Linked DNA regions of Mus musculus: region 1 is linked to region 2. The links are chromatin loops, found by intact Hi-C in ENCODE. Cell type or tissue: heart. All regions are shown on one strand. Each heading gives the region's core, and the rest is flanking DNA. Links, peaks and the distances in the headings are about the cores only.

Evidence for each region. A loop is a pair of places that touch in the nucleus more often than their neighbours do. Peaks named below come from ENCODE experiments on the same cell type or tissue, not always from the same donor. Only the 100,000 strongest peaks of a DNase experiment are listed, where the experiment ranks them.
Region 1: it touches region 2 in a loop (2.3-fold over the local background); 5 of 42 quality-filtered maps call a loop at or near these places.

The regions. Positions count from the first base shown.
Region 1 is chr4:10,907,902-10,919,461 of GRCm38, forward strand. No RefSeq gene overlaps it. Among named protein-coding and RNA genes, the nearest start is that of 2610301B20Rik, 39 kb to the left of the region's middle. In heart, for the core only: no CTCF peak of the experiment used is centred there; a DNase peak (open chromatin) is centred at 4,910.
Region 2 is chr4:10,979,972-10,991,531 of GRCm38, forward strand. It overlaps Plekhf2 (pleckstrin homology domain containing, family F (with FYVE domain) member 2), which reads right to left. Exons shown (of 2, transcript NM_175175.4): 2 at 8,691-11,383. The coding sequence starts at 11,369. The coding sequence ends at 10,620. It also overlaps the pseudogene Gm2401. Among named protein-coding and RNA genes, the nearest start is that of Plekhf2, 22 kb to the right of the region's middle. In heart, for the core only: a CTCF peak has its summit at 6,754 (motif pointing left); no DNase peak of the experiment used is centred there.

The DNA of each region.
Region 1 (11,560 bases), core at 1,533-9,532, 73 kb before region 2:
AGAGAAGAGAAGAGAAGAGAAGAGAAGAGAAGAGAAGAGAAGAAAGAAAGAGAAAAAGAAGAGAAAAGAGGCCAGCCATGAGCACGTGGAGAGGGAAGGAAAGGAATAGGGAGAGAGTGGGAGCAGGAAGGCAAGAGCAAGAAAGAGCAGCCCCTTTTATAGTGAGTCAGGCATACCTGGCTATTGCCAGGTAACTGTGGGGTGGAACTTAAACAAACTGCTAACAGGTTCCATGAAGGTTTTATTATTTTTTTGTACTTAACATGATCACCCATCCACATTCACTCTATAATTATTTTACTGAAATGATTATTTGTGGAAACTTGCTTGGAATTCATGCCCTCGAGTTATGATGCTTTGAGGATAACAGTACCCAGCCCTGATGGTGATTGGATGTTAAAACCCCAGAATGTGTTATGTTAGCTAAATACTGCTGATATTCTCAATTTCCATTTTTCTTAGCTTTGTATTTCACATAATTCAATTCACTTTAAGTAAGTTCTTAGTACCCAAGCAGAGAAAGCTGTTTTGAATATCATTTAAAATAATAAGTTATTTTTAGATGACTTCCCAACTCATCAAGTTACTTTTAGTGCATGTGTAATGTTTTCATATAAAATATTTGAAACAATCTTGACTCTTAGAAACTTTTCCAAGGACAAATGCAGGTAGGTTCTCTCTGGAGATGTATGTCTGTGTCCTGTGGACAAGAAATGCCAGTGGGGGCCAAAAGAGGACACAGAGCCCTGGGACAGGAGTTACATACACTTTTGAGACATTGTATGGGTGTTCAGAACCGAACACATTCTCTAGAAAAGCCACCAGTGCTCGTAACAACTGAGCCATCTAGGCAACCCAGAAAAGCTCATGTTTAATGTGTAGCTAAATGGAAAATACACATGAAGCCCTCTTTGAGTTGAGAACTTTTTTAATAGAACAAATTTTTCTTAAACAAACAACTAGCAGGCAAACTATTATAATTCAGAGAATGAATAAAGCAACTTCTGAGAAAATAAATGGCAATATTCTAAACCGCAATTAGAGTTTTTGGGAAACCTTTATCTACCACAGTGATCAGGACAGCTTCCTTGGCACTTAATTTCTTAACTGGGGAATCTGGTGATATTGACAAGTGTCTGTTAGCATTGTATAGGAAATGTAGCAGTGCTTAGACACTGTATGACTGAGCAATCATATTGTCAGATGACCAAAGCACTGCTATAACCAAAGAAGCCAGTTCTCAAAAGTTACTTTGGTGGAGTTTACTGTACCAGAATACCCACAGCTCATTTGATAGGAAGAAACTAGTTGAGTTTTGATATAACATTGAAGAATTGCCAGGTTATTTAAAAAAAAAATGGTCTGGAGAGCTGAGTTAAGAGTACTGGCTGCTGGGGCTGGAGGGATGGCTCAGTGGTTAAGAGCACTGACTGCACTTCCAGAGATCCTGAGTTCAAATCCCAGCAACCACATGGTGGCTCACAACCATCAGTAATGAGATCTGATGCCCTCTTCTGGTGTGTCTGAGACAGCTACAGTGTACTTATATATAATAAATAAATAAATCTTTAAAAAAAAAAAAAAAGAGTACTGGCTGCTTTTCTAAAGGTCCTGAGTTCAATTTCTAGCAATGGCATGGTGGCTCACAACCATCTGTAATGGGATCTGATGCCCTCTTCTAATGTGTCTGAAGATAGCAACACTGTACTTATATACATAAAATAAATAAGTTAATCTTTAAAAACACTCACAAAATATTTCTTTTTTCCAACTGCATGTCTGCATAAAGCCAATTTTCTTCTAAGGCTTCAACGAAAACAACTGAACTAAAGAGATGAATGCAGGGGGATAAGGTCCAGCTGCCTTCCATTAAGCCAGATATTAAAGAAATTGGCAGAAATGCAAAATAAATATCATCCTTTTTTACATATATTTTAGAAAATACATTTATTGCCATAGAAATAATTATAAGAATTTGTGTGCATGGGGCAGATTTTTAAGTTTATGTATTTTCACTCTTTTCCTAATTTCTAGTGTCATGTTTCTGTAGCCACAGAGAAGCTCTTGGGGATCCTGTTCTTAAGAGTATAAAAGGGGGGCTGAAGAGATGGCTCAGCAGTTAAGAGCACTGATTGCTCTTCCAGAGGTCCTGATTTCGATTCCCAGCCACCACATGGCGGCTCACAACCATCTGTAATGGGATCTGATGCCCTCTTCTGGTGTGTCTGAAGACGGTGACAATATACTCACATATATAAAATAAATAAGTAAATATTTTTTTTTTTAAAGTCTGTAAAAGGGTCCTGAGACCAAAAGTGCCAAGAAGCATTGTAGAGTCCTGACTGCCTTGCTGCCCCCACCCACCACAGCGTAGTGACACAGACTCTTCTTCCCTTTGCTTTCCATCTTGGGAGATTAAGGCCAACCCTTTATCATTTCTTGGTGCTGTAAGAAGTCTGTCTCAGACATTATTGCTCCCTGGCACACCAGAAGCCGCTGTGTTCTGAGTTCATTTGTAAAGAGAGAATTTGACTTAATCTTCTAGCTTCAATTATAGGAATGCTGTTCTTTTAAAAAATTTTTAAACATTCAAGCACACTAGTTGAAGCCTGTCATTTCAGCACTCAAGAAATGGTTCAGTGAGCCGGGCATGGTGGCACACACCTTTAATCTCAGCACTCGGGAGGCAGAGGCAGGTGGATCTCTGAGTTCGAGGCCAGCCTGGTCTACAAAGTGAGTTCCAGGACAGCCAGGGCTATACAGAGAAACCCTGTCTCAGAAAAAAAAAGAAAAGAAAAGAAAAGAAAAGAAAAGAAAAGAAAAGAAAAGAAAAGAAAAGAAAAGAAAAGAAAAAAAGAAAAAGAAAAAAGAAATGGCTCAGTGGATAAAGGTGCTTGTTACACAAGCCTTAGGACCTAGGTTCAGATCTCTGAAGTGGACATAAAAAGTCAGAGGCAGCAACACAAATGTGTGACCCCAGCATTTCTACAGTAATATGGTTTTAGACTGGTTGACGGGAAAACATTCAGAAGTGCCAATACCCAGGCCCCAAGTCCAGCATCAGTGCTATTTAAAACGTCTCCCCTTTATTCTAGTGTATAACTGAATGTTTAGTTAGGGTTACTATTGCTGCGATGAAACTTCATGACCAAAAGCAACTTGGGGGGGGGGGGGGGAAGGGTTTGTTTCATTCACAGTTCTATAGAACGGTTCATCATCAAAAGCAGTGAGGGAAGGAACCTGGAGGCAGAAACTCATGCAGAGGCCATGGAAGGATGCTGCTTACTGACTTGCTCATCATGACTTGTTCAGCCTGCTTTCTTATAGAACCCAGGACCACCAGCCCAGGAATTGCACCACACAAAATGGTACCCAATTAATTACTAATTAAGAAAATGCCCTATAGCTGGATCTTAGACATTTTCCGAACTGAGGTTCCCTCCTTTAATGTAACTCCAGCTTGTTCAAGCCGACATAAAACTACCCAGCACACCATGTTTGCTTTCTGATCAATGTAAAAATGCACACATTTAAGATAACATTCTGTCATTAGTCTAGAGAGAACCTTTGTTGCTTATGACTTTACTGCTATGAAAGACACCTTGACTAAGAACAACATTTAACTGGGTTGACTTACAGGTTTAGAAGTTCAGTCCATTATCAAGCCAGGAGCTGTAACCTCCCCTCCCCAGCCTGAAACCTGTTTGCTCAGGTTTCAGTGTTAGAGAGCATGGGGCGGAGCTTGCCACCCTATCGTCCTGCCACTCCCACTGCCTCTGCCTGCCAACTAGCTGTTCCGGAGCTACCAGGTGTTCACCTGCAACCTTACTCCAAGATGATTTGGCGGGAATCGGGCCCCTTCCCCTCCTTCATAACTCGGTGAGCGAATTAGTAAAATTGAGCTTTGATCAGAATTTTTGTCTTAGCTTCATCTTTTTCTCGTCCGCCTAGCTCCCTCTTCTCTTCCAGATTCCAAGATGCCTTCCCAGAACAGAACCCAGATATGTGAGCTGCTGGTCGGACATAACAAGAAGCATGGCAGCATCTAGGCAGGCATGGTGCAGGAGTTGCTGAGAGTTCTACATCTTCATCTGAAGGCCACTGGGAGAAGACTGGCTCCCACGTGCTTAGGAAGAGGGTCTCACTGTTCATACCTACAGTGATGCACTTCCTCCAACAAGGTTACTCCAAGAAGGCCACACCTCTAATAGTGCCACTCCCTGAGCCAAGCATATTCAAACCAGCACACAAAATGTTTTGGCCCCACCAAGCTTCATCTGATAACAGGAGACCCAACATGACCCATCTGAAGGGAACACTCGAAGCACACGTGAATGTTTAAATGCTTATCATTCTGTACCAGGTGTATAGCAAGAGGGCCCAGGGGCAGGCACTAGTGATCAGACAGGTAGGGCTAAGTGAAACAGGTCATTTCCAAACGATTGATCGTAACTTGTCTTTTAGGTCCAGTGTCTTTGACCCCATCATAACCAGGCATTAGAATCCATAGGCATACTTGAAGCATTGCACTATTTTAAATCTGGAAGACAAATCTGGACAGATCTACTTGTGGCTCATCTCTGACTCTAATGTGACCAAAATGGAAACTGCCTTGCTACATACATGTCAACACATGAGCTAGAAATACACACTACTCCTAGATAGGAAAGGGAAGACATGTCTCTTAAAACTTCTATAGTCTAAAATTCTTACTGCAGCCAATGTGTGGTTGAGTCGCCAGGTTACGTTCCTAGCTGAGGGAGCTGGCAAAAGAGGGAGGCCCTGAAGGTACTTTACCTGGGGAAACATCTCACAGTGAAAAAAAACAGACACGGGGCGGCAGAGAACTAGACCTACTATTCTGGCCCTACAGAAGTAACCCAGTCAATTGAGAATCTGGCCTGTAGGGGGCAGACCTGCACCAAGAATCACACTGTTCTCAGGCTTTGGTCTCTTGGGGAAAAGTGCCTAGAGTTTTAAAACACCCATTATGTTTGTTTCTTTGTTTCTTTGTTTTTCATCAGATCCCACCTGCTGTTGTTCCCAGTGGCTGTTGTTATTCCTCTGGGCAAAATGCCCTGTTCTAATCCACACAACTGTTTGCAGGTACAAAGAGTAAGCATCACTTTAGCAAGTCTTGTCGAGGTCTTTGGTGATGCTTTCTGCCCAGATGTGCCTGTAGCCAGCGTGGAAATAAAATATGACAAGTTAGCTGACTCACCTGACCAGTCTGTTCCTGCAGCACTGCAGGGAACCTAGGGAGACTTGGGGACAGCAATAAGGTGACTCCTCCATTACAAGAAGTGATTGGAGTCCAAGATGCTGAGGTTGGCAGAGTTGTGCTGACAGGCCTTTGAGGCCAGGAGACCATCTCTTCGTGACCTTTGAACATGGGTGTTCAGCACATGCAATCCAAGGGTGCAATGGTATGGTTTTGTTTCTAAGGTTTTATAATTACTGCAGAAAATAAAAAATAAGAATGCAATGCATAGAAAATCAGAAATTACTCTACCGCCCCAAATGACACGCACTATTTACCTGGTGTCTATCCTGGATTTTACAGAAATGAGCACAAACACTGGGCAGGGGTCTTGCAGGGCTTGAAAGGCCTCTTCCTCCTGCCCATGAGCCACTGTTAATGCTCTTGCCCTACAGAAGGGCTGGATGCCAGGAACTAAGTCCCTTTCAGTACCTGTGCTTGTAGCCAGTTGCCATGGTATCAGACCCTGAACTCAAGGTCCTTGCTTTCTAAACCCTGACAATATCCTAGACCCAGGATCCCACATGTATCCTCCAGCGCCACAGATCAGCCACCTGACCCCAAGTGACCCCACACCTGCATCTTCACATGCTGCTAGTCTCAATTTGCCACCCTGTGACTAAGAACTGAGCTCCTTAGGTGGGGTCTCCCCTCCGCAGTGAGAATCTCTAAGGTGAAGGCCAGCAGCCTCTCCCCAGACAATCTGCAGGTCTCAAAGCCTCCAGCCAATGAGAGTGCCCGAAGAGGAAGGCACTGTGGGAGGGGAGGGGAGGGGAGGTAAGGTGGAGGCTGCACACCGGGCTAACCCATTGCTTTCTCCACAGATGTCTAAACTCAGGGTGGAACTGTGCGTGCCCTTGAGAGCTGGGTTGACTCCAGCTCTTGGTGCTTAAGCTCCATGTGTCCTAAGGCACCTACCACATGGCTGGTGCCATTCACACCTTTTCTGAATGGGGCGTCCCTTCATTTCACAGAGGAACCATGGAGAGAAGGTTAGTACTTAGAGAACACCAGAACTGGGAGTCACATTGTCCAGGTCGTCATTCCAGCCTCTCCATTTTACCGAAGAACCCACAGGCTCAGAAGGCTAACAGGACATGCTTCTAGACATAGTTGGTATATAACATTGTAAGATAACAGTCTTGGGAATCAAGGCCAGCCAGGACCAGAGTTTCTTTGCTGCCATACCCTTCTTTTAAGCCTGCCTAATTCTATTCCCTTTTGCTTATCAGGTGTGGCCTTCCTTACCCAAGACAGATCCCTCCAGATAGTCCCCTAGCCTCTGCATCCCTCTTTCTACCTCTCTTTCCCCAGTCAACGCAAGAAGTCCTGCCAGCCTTTCAGAAACATACACCCTATCTTAGGGTTTCCATTGCTGTGACAAAATGCCATGACCAAAAAGCAAGTTGGGGAGGAGTTTACTTGGCTTACACTTCCACATCACTGTTCATCACTGAAGAAAGTCAGGACAGGAACTCCAACAGGGCAGGACCCTGGAGGCAAAAGCTCATGCAGAGTCCATGGAGGGGTGCTGCTTACTGGCTTGCCCCCTTGCTTTCTTACAGAACCCAGGACTACCAGCCCCAGGGACTGTATCACTCACAATGGGCTGGGCCATCCCCCATCCATCACTAATTAAGAAAATGCCTTACAGACAGATCTTATTGAGACATTTTCTCTACTGGGAGTCCCTCCTTCCAGATAAGTCTAGTTTGAGTGCCAAGTTGATGGAAGACTAGCCAGCATACCCCCTAACCACCCGCCCCAAAGGGAAACAGCTGCCACACACCCTCCCGCAGCTGTGGAGAGCTGATAACAGCTCATGGTAGGTTTAGTGAGTGTGTGTATCTGTGCCTGTGTCTCTGCACATGCATTCATGAAGACATGTCACACATGCATGTTGAAATCAGATGACAACTGGCCCAAATATGTTCTTTTCCTCACCATGTGGGTTGTAGGGATCAAACTCAAGCCATCAGGCTTAGCAACAAGTCCCTTACCTTCTGAGATTTGCCAGTGCCTTATGTAATTTTTGAAAAGGTAACATATTGGCAGAGCTCAAAAGTTCCCAATTCCATGTTTGCCCCACCCCACCCTCAGCCCCTTCCTATCCCAACTTTTTAAAGGTAATTCTAGTTATTCTCTAAGCAAATGAAAGAGAGAGAAAGAGAAAGGGAGGGAGAGAGAGAGAGAGAACCATAAGGAAACTGGTTTTACTAAGAGAATTTTAGGTACTCCGAGAGTCTCATGAGTCACAAAGAGCTTTTTCTGTGATAGTTCTTTCTTGTAGCTAAAGCTCCTTACTCTAAAGAAAACTGGTTCCCACGGGACCCTATCATATGACTGTCACCCACTGTCTTAGTCAGAGTTTCTATTCCTGCACAAACATCATGACCAAGAAGCAAGTTGGGGAGGAAAGGGTTTATTCGGCTTACACTTCCATGCAGCTGTTCATCACTGAAAGAATTCAGGACTGGAACTCAAGCAGGTCAGAAAGCAGGAGCTGATGCAGAGGCCATGGAGGGATGTTCTTTACTGGCTTGCTTCCCCTGCCTTGCTCAGCCTGCTCTCTTATAGAACCAAGACTACCAGCCCAGAGATGGTCCCACCCACAAGGGGCCTTTCCCCCTTGATCACTAATTGAGAAAATGCCTTACAATTGGATCTCATGGAGGCATTTCCTCAACTGAAGCTCCTTTCTCTGTGATAACTCCAGCTGTGTCAAGTTGACACAAAACTAGCCAGTACACCCACAAAGAGCCACCACCAGCTGTCTCGTTTCTAGGTCTGAGAGAGGAAGGGTGGCTCTAAGACCTCTCTTCACTCATTTGTTGAGCACTCTTATACTAGGGACTGAGCCAGGTCCTAGGCACAAATACAGTCCCTTCACTTGTAGTAAAAGGGAAGACAGCATAGGCCAAGCCTATGCTGAGACTGTTCAACTGCAGTTCCAAACAGTTCCCTACTTAACAATCAGCTGGGTCCTGTAGCCAAAATGTGCAAAGATGGTATGGGGGTTGAACAGGAATGGTACCATAGGCTCATCTATTTGAATGCTTACTCACAAGGGACTGGAACTCTGTCTTAGTTAGTGCCAAACCTATTCAACCCACCACAAACTCTTTGATAAGATTAGAAGGCTTAGGAGGGGTGGTCTTGTTGGAGGAGGTGTGTCACTGAGGGTGGGGTTTGAGTCCCATGCCAGGACCAGGGTCTTTCTGGGCCTTTAGATCAGGACGTAGCTGCCATCTACAGCTCCAGTGCCATGCATGCAGTGCGCTCCCTGCCATGACAATGAACTAAGCCTCTGAAACTGTAAGCAAGTTCCCAGTTAAATGCCTTTCTGTTTTTATGTGTTGCCTTGATCTTGGTGTGTCTTCACAGGAGTAGAGCAGTGACTAAGACAGACGAGATGGATTTGGCTTCAGGTACGGTTTGATTCAGAGCTTAAATTATGTCACTGGGAGCCTTCCTTTGGCTCTGCATCTCTTGGGCTACTTGCAGTAACCCAAGCTTACATTGTCACCAGCTTAGACTGGTGGAAGTATGAGAGTCACTGATCCAAAGCCCAACAGTCAGGTGCCCTTAACCTTGAATGACTGTGTACATCACCTGCCTGCTCCCGAACCAATCACTGAAGCCACCAGGGATGGATTGTACCCACTGGCCTGGTCACACGATCCACTTCAGAGTCCAGGGTTTGGACAATGCTACCCAAAGCACATAGATTGAGAGCTGAGGAGTGGCATCTCAAAACAAAATTACTGTAGACACACACATGTAATTAAAAGTGAGATAAATGACTCAAGCGAACTGCGATGTGCCAAAAGGAGGCATCGAAGGTATCCCGAGGAAGGAGCAGGCAGGATCAAGGAGGCAGATGAATGCTATTTGTAGCCATGGACAGAGAGGCAAGAGACAAGGAACCTTAAGGACCCTGAAGAGTCACATTAGGTAGAGAGATGACCTGGCAGCTAAGAGCATATGCTGCTCTTACAGAATATCAGGGTCCTGTTCACAGCATCGACCATGGAGAACATAAGACTTCCTGTAACTCCAGTTCTGGACGTCCCAACACTCTCTCTTGGCCTTGCAGGGACCTGCATGCACGTGGTGCACACACAGGCAAGCAGACATGTGTGTACATACAGATAAGCAGACATGTGTGTGTACACACAGGCAAGCAGACATGTGTGCACACACAGGCAAGCAGACATGTGTGTGTACACACAGGCAAGCAGACATGTGTGTGTACACACAGGCAAGCAGACATGTTTGTGTACACACAGATAAGCAGACATGTGTGTGTGTGTACATACAGACAAGCAGACATGTCTGTGTACACACAGATAAGCAGACATGTGTGTGTACACACAGGCAAGCAGACATGTGTGTGTACACACAGGCAAGCAGACATGTGTGTGTACACACAGGCAAGCAGATATGTGTGTACACACAGGCAAGCAGACATGTGTGTGTACACACAGGCAAGCAGACATGTGTGTGTACACACAGGCAAGCAGACATGTGTGTGTACACACAGGCAAGCAGACATGTGTGTGTACACACAGATAAGCAGACATGTGTGTGTACACACAGGCAAGCAGACATGTGTGTGTACACACAGACAAGCAGACATGTGTGTGTGTGTGTGTACATACAGACAAGCAGACATGTGTGTACACACAGGCAAGCAGACATGTGTGTATACACACAGGCAAGCAGACATGTGTGTGTGTGTACATACAGACAAGCAGACATGTGTGTACGTACACACAGACAAGCAGGCATGTATATGTACACACAGACAAGCAGACATGTGTATGTACACACAGACAAGCAGACATGTGTGTGTACACACAGACAAGCAGACGTGTGTACACACACACACACACATACTTTTTTTTAAGTTACAGTTAAGCGAGGCATAGTGGCTCATACCTAGAATACCAGCCAGCACTCAAGAACCGGACACAAGAAAATGGCTAGTTTCAGGCCAAGCTGGACTGCTCTGTGGGACCCTGTCTTTTAAAAATAATAATATAATGGAGCCCAGACAGAGTCAGAGCGATGGCACAGGTAAGGTCTCAAGGCAGCCTACATGAGCAAGGGGCCCATAACAGAGCTGCCTTGATTAATCTCCACATTTTATTGCCAAGATCCACCTACAGTAGATTTCCCAGTGGACTGAATGTCTCACAGCTGGGACCTAGCACTGTGAGCATGAGGACTAAGTCTGGCCAGGCCCTCTCTTTACCTGGCCCTCATCCCCTCCTTGTCCCTTCTTGCTCCACTGGCCCCACACCCTGAAGCCTGCAAGTGTTCACTGCTCAATCCCTGAGGAGGCCCAGAAGAAGGAAGCCACGAGAAGCCGGCCACGGCCGCAGGCACCTGTTTCCTCACCTTAACAGACAAGTCGGAGGCTGGCCAAGTAACTGAGGCTTAGCATGTCATCGTCTACAGGACCTAAATTTAGAAACACTATCCCTCCCACCGTATGCACAGAGGCCACCTCACATCTGGATAGCTACCCTGTGAGCTACCATGAGGACAGGTCCTTTCACAGGACTTGGGGTCAGGAACAAGCATGGGAGAAAACAAGGCCCCCCCTAGACCAGGCTTGGGCGGTGCTGGAAGCCACTGGACTGTCTGTCACCAGACTCCAACCTCCAGGGGAAGGTTTCATAACTTCTTTGGGACATGTAATTGCGTTAGCACACATATATGGGAAGGCGGGAAAATGTGAGTGAGAACCACATTTCCTGCACTCCACAGCCAGGTCTGGGAGGTCCGGGGGACCCTGTTCCTACACCCTCCCTCAGAACTCCATGACCTTTCTGATATACTGAAGCTGCCTAGCTCATGTGTATGTGTGCTTCCATTAAAAGTTGCTTTCATTATCTTCTGGAAGATGGTCCATGCGTAAAAGAAGCAAAGAGGCTACCAGTTTTTCTGGTTCCGTGGGGCCTCCATCGAACCAGTCTGTTGCAGATCAGCCCAAGTCCTCAGATGTGAAGCACTTCCTGTCTCTTGGGTCAAAGGTGAGTCCCAGGCCCTGCTGGGGACATCGGCTTCCTCTGTTCAGTCAGTTGCTTGTTAGACACAGGGTCCAGTTTCCTCCTCACAACCGCAGGATAGGACAGCTGCAAGCACACATCTGTGCTCTGCTGGTGGGCCAGCCAGGCTCACACCAATCCTCTCCTCTGAACAAAAGGAAGGAGATAAGGCCTCCCAGGAGCCCCAGTGCTCTCCACAGAGTAGTTTGTGTACAGTCACTGCCATCTGCTGCTTTTCATTTGT
Region 2 (11,560 bases), core at 2,077-10,076:
CATATGATCCAGCTATTCCACTCCTGGCCCCCAAAAGACTCACTTCCTACCAGAGACACCTCCACATCCGTGCTCATTGCTGCTCTGCTCACAATAGCTAGGAGATGGGAGTGACCTAGATGCTCACCAACTGAGAGGATGCTGACACTGCAATGCATACGCACAAAAGAATTTGATTCTGCCATAAAGAAAAATGAAATTGGCAGAAAACTGAGAGAAATGGAAAGTATTACATTAACAGGTGCTGAGAGACTCCAAGCATCTAATTTTATGCCTGTGTATACATGGGAGTCATCAGCTGCAAACAGATCAAGAAACTAGAAAAGGACCAGGCTTGGGGCACACACCTGGGATCCCAGCACTGGGGCGGAGGCGGGGGGGGGGGGTGGGGGTGGGAGGGGAGCAGAAGCAGGCAGATATCTGTGAGTTTGAGGCCAGCTCTGTCTAAGTAGAGAGTTCTAGGCCAGCCTGGGCTACACAGTGATACCCTTCTTCAAACCAGAGAGAGAAAGACAAAGACAGAGACAGACAGAAGAAAGGGGACCAGTAGAAGGAGAAAGAGATTTTAAAGGGCAATGGAGAGGGTCATAGCACATGTGTGATGTGACGGCAGAAAGAGTATACTCAGACAGAAGGCACAGGTAGGGAAGGATAGCAAGGAGATGAGAAAGGAGCAGAAGAACCAATCAAAACAGTCTACAAAAGGGCAGCCAGGGCTATGTAATGACTGTCTCAACACACACACACACACACACAGACACACACACACACACACCTTAAACTTTATCCAATTATTTTGTGCGTAAGCTGTTGGCTTCTAAGGAAGGCATTTAAAAATACTTGTACACAGCAAGACGACCCAGCTACAGCTGCAGCGTAATTATAAGGTAAGGCAGAAGGCAGTGCCCTGGGCTTGCTGCAGCCCTGGAGGAGGTAGGAGGCTTTGAAGAGGTGGTCTCCCAAGGAGAGCGAAGCGAAGCACAGTATCCTAGGGCTGAGTAAGCAGATGGTAGCAGGCACAGCGGAAACGGGAACGGAAATGGGGTCTGGAGGTGGGAAGGCATCAGAGTCTCTCAGGGAGCAGCAGCTATTCCAGCCTGCCTGAGACCTAGAGCGGCATGAAGGACAGGACTGTGGAACCTTTGGAGACATCGCCACAGAAAGCACGTGGGTTTAACATGCAGTTCAAGCGTAACTTGAGAAGTGTCCAGCCTCACAAGCTATTGCAAACACATACCACCTCTCAGCCTGGTAGACGTTTTGTGTTAGGTATAAACAGTGTACGAAACTGAAAATCACACCTCTACAGTGATTATTATAACTAAAGTAAACGTCTACAAACAGAAAACAGGATCTATACATTGATAGATTTATCACCTTTTTGTTCATAAAAATATAAATGTTTTTCCTTGTCAACAATAGGAGAAATTCACATTTATCCATTAAACATATGCTTTAACATTATATTTGTGTTAAGTGCTAAAGGGAACCTGAAGATGGTTCACATTTTATAATCCCAGCACTTAGGAGGCAAGAGAGTGAGTCTGACACTAGCTTGGGCTAGGAAATGGATTCCAAGCCTGCCTGACTACAGGAAGTGAGAGCATGTGTCATAAACAGACAGACAAACTGTGCCAGGGAGAGTGACGGACACCTCCAGCACTGAGGAGGCTGAAGCAGGTGGATCTCTGTCAGTCCGAGGCCAGCCTGGACTACACAGTAAGACCCAATCTCAAAAGATAAACTTCAAATAAAATTTAAAAGGTTATGTTTTAAGGAAATGTTTTCATTTCCTTTTCTTATTTAGGAGCAAACTATATATAATGTCTTCATGCTGTGTGAACCTATCTGGTTCAATGGAATTCCAGTCATTCTGCATGAGATGAAATTCAAAATTCTATTTCATTCATTCATTCATTTTGTGGGGGGGTTGGTTTTTTTTGAGACAGGGTTTCTCTGTGTAGCTCTGGCTGTCCTGGAACTCACTCTATAGACCAGGCTGGCCTCGAACTCAGAAATCCGCCTGCCTCTGCCTCCCAAGTGCTGGGATTAAAGGTGTGCACCACCACGCCGGGCTTGAAATTCAAGATTCTAAAACACGGTCTGGAGAGATGGCTCAGTGGTTAAGAGCACTGCTCTTCCGAAGGTCCTGAGTTCAAATCCCAACAACCACATGGTGGCTCACAGCCATCCGTAATGAGATCTGATGTCCTCTTCTGGTGCATCTGAAGACAGCTACAGTGTACTTAGATATAATAATAAATCTTAAAAAAAAAAAAAAAAAACTAGAAAAAAAATTCTAAAACATGGCTGAGAAGACCTAGCAGGCAAAGGCCAAGCCCGACAACCCAAGTTCTAACCCTAGAGCCCAAGTGGTTGAAGGACACAGGAGTTTCCGCCAAGTTGTCCTCTGACCTCATACTTGTGCGGTGGTACTTGAGAACGGTGCGCGCGCGCGCGCACACACACACACACACGCGCGCGCACACACACACACACACACACACACACACACACACTACTATGTCATGAGCTTAGAAATAGTTACATGTTATATAACAGGGAAGCTCAAAGTCAGCCCGTACCACAATGTCGATCTGCATGGCTCACCTCGGTGTCTAATGAGCTTGGTTGAAGGTCATTGGCACCCCAGCAGTCTCCTAAGGAAAGACTGTCACTCCTTCTTTCTGCTCTTAAGACCTTGAAGTAGCTACCAGCAAAATACTGTACCCAGGCATACTAGATCACACTTGTAATCTGAGCACTTGGGAGGCTGAGACAGGAAGATTGCCATGAGGTAAATTCCAGGCTAACCTGGACTAAGTGACTGCTGCCCAGCCTATACCTAAATAAGTAAATAAACAGACAAAGAACTGGATGGGCATGGCGGCTCCTGCCAATAATCCCAGCCTTGGAAGGTGGAAGATAAAAGTCCAGGACCAAACTTGGCGATGTAACTTAATTCCAGGCTAGCCTGAACTACAGCAGACTCTGTTATTAAATTAATAAAAAGTCTAAATCACAGAAACATATGCCACTAGGTGTAAAATGGCAGGTCTTCCATAAATAAGGATATCATTACCACCATGTCTTCATGATGGACTATACATTTGAGAAAAGTATAAAAATATTATGAATTATCCACATTCCTAAGTGAAGCACATGTCTGATGATTGCACTCATGCAAAGAACAAGTAAACACCTAACATTACAACTTCTATACTGAGTTATTTAGATGATAAAATCTCTTCTCAGGGGCTGGAGAGATGACTCAGCACCACCTACTCTTCCAGGGGACCTGGGTTCAATTCCCAGCACCCACACAGTGACCCACAACCATTTGCAACTCCAGTTCCAGCGCCTTCTGGCTATCGTGAGCACCGCGCACACATAGTACACAGATACTCGTGCAGGCAAAAGCCTAAACAAGTAAAAATAAATAAGTATTAAAGAAATAAAAACAAATACATCCAATATCCCCTCCAAGGCAGGCAGCGTGGTACAGGCTTGTGACTGAGCACTTCCGGCTGACCCAGGAGAATCATGAGTTCAAAACTAAAGCAGACTGCACAGTGAGAATATCTCAAACAGAGCCACAGAACACATGCTTTAAAGTATGAAAGAATGCTTTAAAAGCCTATGGAGCCGGGCAGTGGTGGCGCACGCCTTTAATCCCAGCACTTGGGAGGCAGAGGCAGGCGAATTTCTGAGTTCGAGGCCAGCCTGGTCTACAGAGTGAGTTCCAGGACAGCCAGGGCTATACAGAGAAACCCTGTCTCGAAAAACCAAAAAAAAAAAAAAAAAAAAAGTGACGGCAAGGCAAGTGCCTGGGTGTGGTGACAAACTGGGTCAAGAGACTTGGTATGAAGCAATGACTTTCAAATCCTCCTCTGCAGGGGCACTCGGATGGCTGAGAGGCTGGCCTCGGCTTGTCTGTCTGATGCTGTCTTTAGACTGGGCAGGAGCTATAGTCACATCTGTCTTGTTTGTACATGCTGTGGAGCATGCCTTTAATCCCAGCACTTGGGAGGCAGAGGCTGGCGGATTTCTGAGTTCAAGGCCAGCCTGGTCTACAGAGTGAATTCCAAGACAGCCAGAGCTAACAGAGAAACCCTGTCTTGAAAAAAAACAACAACAACAAAAAAAAATCAAAAGAAAACAAAAACACAAAAAAACATATTTTGCCTTCCTTCCTTGCTCCTTTCCTTTTATTCCTTCCCTCTTCCCCTCTTCCCTCTCTTCTTCTTTCTTTCTCTTTCTTTCCTTCCTTCCTTCCTTCCTTCCTTCCTTCCTTTCTTTCTTTCTTTCTTTCTTTCTTTCTTTCTTTCTTTCTTTCTTTCTTTCTCTCTTTCTCAAAATGAACAGTTTGTATACACTGTGAAAGGCATTCCTCGTCCGGTTTCCTTCTGAACACTTCATTGTTAGGGTCCAGCAAGAGGGCCAAGGCAAGGGACGAACCAGGAAAGAACCTGCCGACAGGACTTTCCCAGGGCACAGAGCCTGCGCAGGCTGAGCAATGCGCAGGGCAGCCTGGGACAGGAGGCAGAACCCAGAGAGGGGACAGGCCCCCCTGGGGGAGCAACCTGCCTTGAGTTGTGAGAGCTAAGAGCATGCGGAGAGGGCCTCCTGAAGAGAGCAGCACTTATATATCCAGTTATAGATCCAAGATCAGGTGAAGAGATCTTCTACACGAGGAGGCCAAGGATCTCCTGGGTAAGGCCAGAGTTGAGAGAAGACAGATGTGGCGTGAAAGATCAGTTTGCATACATACTTAGGGTTACCACTGCTGTGATGATGCACCATGACCAAAAGCAACTGAGGAGGAAAGGGTTTATTTCATGCACAGTTCCATAGAACAGTTCATTATCAAAAACAGTGAGAGCAGAAACTCAAGCCGGGCAGGAACTGGGGCAGAGGCCATGGAGGGAGGCTGCTTACTGACTTGCTCTTTTATTTTCTTTTTCCAATTTTTTATTAGATACTTTCTTCATTTACATTTCAAATGCTATCCAAAAAGTTCCTTATACCCTCCTCCTGACCTGCCCCCCTACCCACTCACTCCCACTTCTTGGCCCTGGTGTTCCCCTGTACTGAGGCATATAAAGTTTGCAATACCAATGGGCCTCTCTTCCCAATGATGGCCAATTAGGCCATCTTCTGCTACATATGCAGCTAGAGACACGAGCTCTGGGGGTACTGGTTAGTTCATATTGTTGTTCTACCTATAGGATTGCAGACCTCTTCAGCTCCTTGGGTGCTTTCTCTAGCTCCTCCATTGGGGGCCCTGTGTTCCATCCAATAGCTAACTGTGAGCATCCACTTCTGTATTAGTCAGGCACTGGCAGAGCCTCACAAGAGACAGCTATATCAGGGTCCTTTCAGCAAAATCTTGCTGGCTCTTAAAGGGATATTTAACCTGCTTCTACCAGGGGTGGCTCCACCCACAAGGGTTTCAAAGGACTGGGCCCTCCCCCATCAGTCACTAAGAAAAAGCCCTCCAGGCTTGCCAGCAGCCAGATCTTATGGAGGGTTTCTCAATGGAGACGCCTCAGCTCTAGTATCTCTTAACTGTGTCAAGTTGACATAAAACTAGTCAGCAGAGTGAGCAAATCGTTTAAATGTCTTCTAAAAGGGACTTGTCTGTGTGTATGCCATGTGTTTGGCTGCCCTTGGAGGCCAGCATAGAGGAATGGATTCCTTCAGGCTGATTAGCCTGATGTGGGCGCTGGGAACGTAGCAAGTTCAGGGTATTAAAATTGTGTGTGCACCTGCTCACTTGTGAGAGCCATTTGTATGTAAGTGTAAAACCTGAAAGGGCATTGATACCTCTGGAGTATCTGGAGTTACAGGCAATTGTTAATTTGCCAGATTTAACCCCTGTTACCTGGAACCCAAGCAAGCACTCTTAGCTGCTCAGCCATCACCTCAGCCCTTACTTATTTTCGTGGTCCTTTTATAATGGCTATACTAATTTACATTCCTACCCAGCATGCCAGAGTTCCCTTCCCCACACCTTTACCAACACATGCTACCTTCATCTTGATAATAGCCATGTGAGCTCATCGTGGCTTTGTTCCTTGGTGACTAGGGACACTAAACATTTCTAAAAGTATAGGTGCTAATGCTCTGTATGTCTTTAGAAAAATCTCTGCAGTTAAGTCCTTTCTAGTAGTAAGTGGGCAGAAAAGGCATTTACATTACATTCATGCAGCTCTCACTAACACTGGCGTTGTCTTCAGCACGTCCTAGATGACGGACGATTTCTGTCTTCTGAGCCACTGCATATTCAGAAGTGTAATTTACCCACTGACTGGAAGAGAAAAGCTCATGAAATTCACCAGTGTTTTATTTACCTGGAAATTCCTTATGAAGTGTAATGAGTTTTCTATTTCACTAGAAGACAGCCCGACAGCCCCTAGTCCTTTCTGGAGGCACTGTGGGCACTGTTTTGTGGATCAGTAACTGGAGTCAGTAGAAAACACAGGAGGAAGTCTTGGTAACCAGGGCAGGAAAGAGCTGGCCATGGTGGTACTTGCCTGTAATCCCAGGATTTGGGAGTCTGAGGCACAAGAATCCATCAGAAATTCCAGTCTAGCTCAGCCATGAATAAATTACATAAATTAGCAAGACTTGTCTCAGAAAAATAAAGGGAAATGTGAAAAAAAGGAAAATATTTGCAAATTGTTTTTGATTATAGGATACTTAGGGAAAAGATAACATATTTATCACTAACCCTGATGCTGCCCTCATGTGGTTCCAGAGCTTGGGAGCCTGGATGTAATCCTCAGTCATGATGCTGAGTGGGAAACCAGCCAAGCTTCTGTCCCAGAATAAAACACTATAGTATCCAGTTTTAATACCCTGAACTTGCTACGTTTCCAGTGCCCACATCAGGCTAATCAGCCTGAAGGGATCCATTCCTCTATGCTGGCCTCCAAGGGAAGCCAAACACACATGGCATACACACAGACGTAAACATAAGTCCCTTTTAGAAGATATTTAAACGATTTGCTCACTGTGCTGGCTAGTTTTATGTCAACTTGACAGTTAAGAGATACTGGAGACACACACACACACACACACACACACACACACACACACACTGACCCAAAAGAGTGCAAGGAGTTTATTAACTTTAAATAAATTAAACTGAAAAAAATTATTTGATACTAAGAGTGTCAAGTGTTCAATAATGCTAAACAAATGAACCATGAGAACATCTTAGTGAACTAAATGGGTCCCCAGAGGCTACAGTGAATGATTTCACTATAAATCCCCTACCCCAGCCCCCAAAGAGCAAAGATAAACAGAGACAGAAAGTGGGTGCCCAAGGCCAGGGGGTCAGGGAGTGCCTCCTGGGCGGGCAGGATAAAGCTATCCAAAGCTCAGTGATAGCTTGAATGAACATGAATCACTGAACTGAACATCTCAAACAGGTGGACTGCAGGTAGATAAATAAAATGGAGGATGTTTCAAATAAAGCTGCTAAAATTTGTAAGTTAAGGCACACAATTACATTTTCTCCATACAAACTCGCAGGCTCATGCACAAACAATGCAAGTGGTAAATTCTTTATTGCCCCTGATAAAAACGTGTATCTCCAAAGCTTTTCAACTATCATTTTAATGTGGCTTACTTACTAGGACAATTAACTGGATAGCAAAGGGGGTAATACCAGTCAATCTCCCTGTTCTTTCTACTCTTGGAAAATTAAGATGTTAAGAGTCACCGAGAGGGGGACAGCCTAAGAGCAGCTCGCAGAAGCACCATGGTTCACCTCACCGCCTTTTCTGCAAAGCCTATCAGAGAGTCCACCTAAGCATACACCTTGCTTCGGGTGGCTGCACCAATCAGCCTTTTTACCACATTGTGGTTGCTCACAAGTGTTACAGGAATGGCCACTTCTGGAGCAATTGGGCTCCGATGATCCACTGCCCAAAAGTAACGGAGAAAACTTTGTTGCCCTCAACCTGGACCAGATCCGGCTTTGGATTGGCTGTGGGGCTCACTTCTCTAAGCCTACAGAGAAACTTCTGGGTCTTTCTGCCTCTCCTCTCCTCCACCCTCCACCACAATCAGATGATGATCACCAACTTGGAGACTGCAGAGGAGGAGAGCAGGAGAAATCCTCTTGGTGTCTCAGAAAGCAGAATCAGAGCCCAGAGAGACAAGCAAGCCGACTTTAGCAAGCACAGCTGTGTTGCCTCAAGGTCAAGGACCTGTAAAACTTGTGCAGAGTTTTGTATTGGGTTTGAGGATCAATAAACAGAGTTTCCCAAGTCAAAAAAAAAAAAAAAAAAAAAAAAAAAAAAAAAAAGCAATTCTGCCAATCCTGCATCAGCACCTCCTAAAGAGTGGACAGGGCTGGAGTGTGGCTCAGCTGGTGGGTGCTTGCCTAGAAGAACGAAGGACCTCAGTACTCTGGGTCAGTCCAGCCTGCTATTCTAGTCCTCTGGATGTGGAGGCACGAGGATCAGTTCAAGGGAATTCTCAGCTTCGCAATTAGAGCTACTACTTGCTACATAGTCCGTTTGAGGCCAAAATAGGTCTATCTAAAAACAAAAAACTATTCTTCATTAGTGTCTACATCCTAAGCATTCATATCTAATATATACTAAGGTGGAATTATGCATAATATCTTAGTTAGAAAAGGAAGAAAATATTCAATTACAATATAAAAACACAGGAAATAAGCTGCAAAATATTTTTATTGTAAAAACAGTCAACTGAGGTCGACAATGCAAATGTTATCTCAGGACATTTCCCCTTGGTTTCTGAACTTCCAAGTTCCCATCAGCATTTCTCTGGTTTTTATGGTCCTTTCAAACATGCTTACTGACTGCATGTATATGCTGCTCTGAGACAAACACAAATCCATCCATCTGATAGTAAAACCAAACAAAACAAAAAGCAGGAACAAAGCCCCTAGCCTGGTTCTATTGTGCTTTTTTTCACATTTCCTACAGGGAGACCTATGTAGCTCACACACTTTCAAAACTGAGCAGCAAAGTAAAATTAGTACTGTAACCACAAAGCCAAATACCAATGACTTTCATTCACAAGTTACTGACTCAAACCCTAGGACATCTGCAGAATTATGCAGGTTTTAAAGTTTGAAAAAGGGAAACTGGGTTTGAAAAGAACTCTGAAAAAAAAAAAAAAACAAACCAAAACAAAACAACAACAAAACAAAACAGACCTTTCAGCTTGGTTTCCCACATTTGAAAACCTAGTTACTTAAGCATGCCAGGGGCCAGAATGTGCCTGGCACGTCCAGTGCTATGCAGTAAGCAGGCCTACAGCCTAATGGCTGCCTCCAAACATAAAGAGAATAACTACCAGTTCTCAAAGCAATCTCGGACAATGGTCACAATTTAGAAATATCAACTGCTACTCTATTTCCATATATTGCAAAATGATTTCAGAAACAGATTAAACATACAATTGTTTTACAAAAATAAAAATTGTTTGGGGCTTCATGAACTCTGTAAAATACAATACCACGTTGTAAATCAAGATAATTTCACAAAAAAAATTGACTTGCAGACAGGAAACCTAGTCAAACTCCGATCTCTTCCAGATCTCTAAGACTCCATGTTCTCCTGGGAGGATTTTCTTAAGACTTTTCATTTTTGTCAGGTGGTAGTGGTGCCTGGGGAGGCAAAGGCAGAGGCAGATGGATTTTTGAGAATTCAAGGCCAGCCTGGTCAACAAATCGAGTTCCAGGATAAGCAAAGCTACACAGAGGAACCCTGTTGGAAAATATAAGGGTTTCCTCAGATTTTTCCTTTTAGAAATAATGTAAAGCAAATAAAGTTATTTGTAAAAATATATCAGGAAAGTAGAAGCTAGTGGGATATGCCACTTCTATACTAGTGATGAGTTTCAAATCGAATCCCGAACAGTGGCAACGGGCTAAACATATGTGACCATTATAATTTGGTGCATAAAAGATGTAAAAATATAATCACAACTATTTTATGAAAAATATTCATATAAGATTGGAGAAACCTCTAAATTTAGTTCCTCATAGCTGTCAAATAAATATGCTTACCTATATCCATCAAACACTCATTCTCCACCTGTAAGAGCACCAGTGTGTCTAAATCAATCAAACAAGAAAGAAGGTAGGGCTTACGTTTATTTCAGTGACAGTGACACTGCTGCCACAGTAAGGCACCACTTGGTATTGAGAAAAGAGAATAAAGGATTTCCAAACCATGCTCTGTCACTGGTGTCGTAACCTTGACATCGACTGCTTGGGGAAAAGCCAGATACCAAGCACATCATACTCTTGTTCCCATCATTCTGTGCTTTTAGATTTTCCACATCAGGGGGAAATAAATGTAATACAAGATCTGTTAAATAAACATTCTTTCCAACTTACAAGGAAATAATCTAGAAATAAGGACAGTAGAAAGCCAAGACCCTATCGGATGTATCTGCAAGTTTGTCCCTGTGAGAGAGTGCAGAGGGGAGCAGAAAGCATGGGGCTGCTTTCCATAGGATACAGAGAGGCACAGAGGTTAAGACTTCTCAGGCAGTCATGGCTAAAGCAAACTGAGAGCGCCCCCAAAGCTGACTCTCAGGCAGTCAATTAAATACTTCACAGCATATCCTTAGTCACTGCTATCATCATCGTCGTCGTCATCAGATGCATCATTTAAAGGAGACTTCAACGACTGACTATAAGAGTCTGATCTAGTCGGCTGACACGCGGCCATGTCCCCCGTGGAAAGCAGGTCATAGCAGAAGTCACAAATCCGCACAGGCTTAGAAGACTGGCTGGGAAGAAGAAATCGCTTTTCAGAGCAGGGACCACAAACAACAAAGCCACATTTGCGGCAATGGTGCCGCCGATTGACTGGTGTGAATTTTGCTTTCTGACAGCGCATACACACGGTGGCCTCAGAGTCAGGAACCCAGACAGCAGCATGCTCGTTGCTGGGCGTCTTCCCACTTTTGGAGAGTAAATCAGTGACACACTTATTTATGTGATTCATCCACTCTGACTTCTCCGTGGCAGTGGCAGCATAAACTGCAAACGACTTAGTCGGTGTCTTAATAAGCCATCCATTCCGTAATTCCCCTTCATCTTTGATGGAATCAATGGTGACATTTTCCAAGGGAATAATATGCTGTTTGTTGTATTTTTTCTTCTGGATAACAATATTGCCGTATACTAGAATATCATTAAATAAGAAAAACTGCCTTGCTTTAGGCTTCTTTCTGCACAACTTAGTCAACACTCCTTCTCCAATAAGCACTCGCCCAGGGATGGTCAAGGGCTGACCAGCGGCTCCAAAACAGCTCTCCACAATACTTATGCGTCTAGTATTCGCCTCACTGTTTGCCAGGCGATCCACCATCTTTTGCTAATAACCTTTAGGGGAAAAAAGAAAAGAAATTAGCACACAGAAAGTATGAATTCCTACAAGGAATACCAAGATGTGATCTACCAAGACACTGCTTTTTCCAAAGGCAATTAATCCAGTTTTCTTTCCCTCTATAGAATCACTAGGCATCAGAACTATGTATGAAACCTGGCTGGCCTAGAACA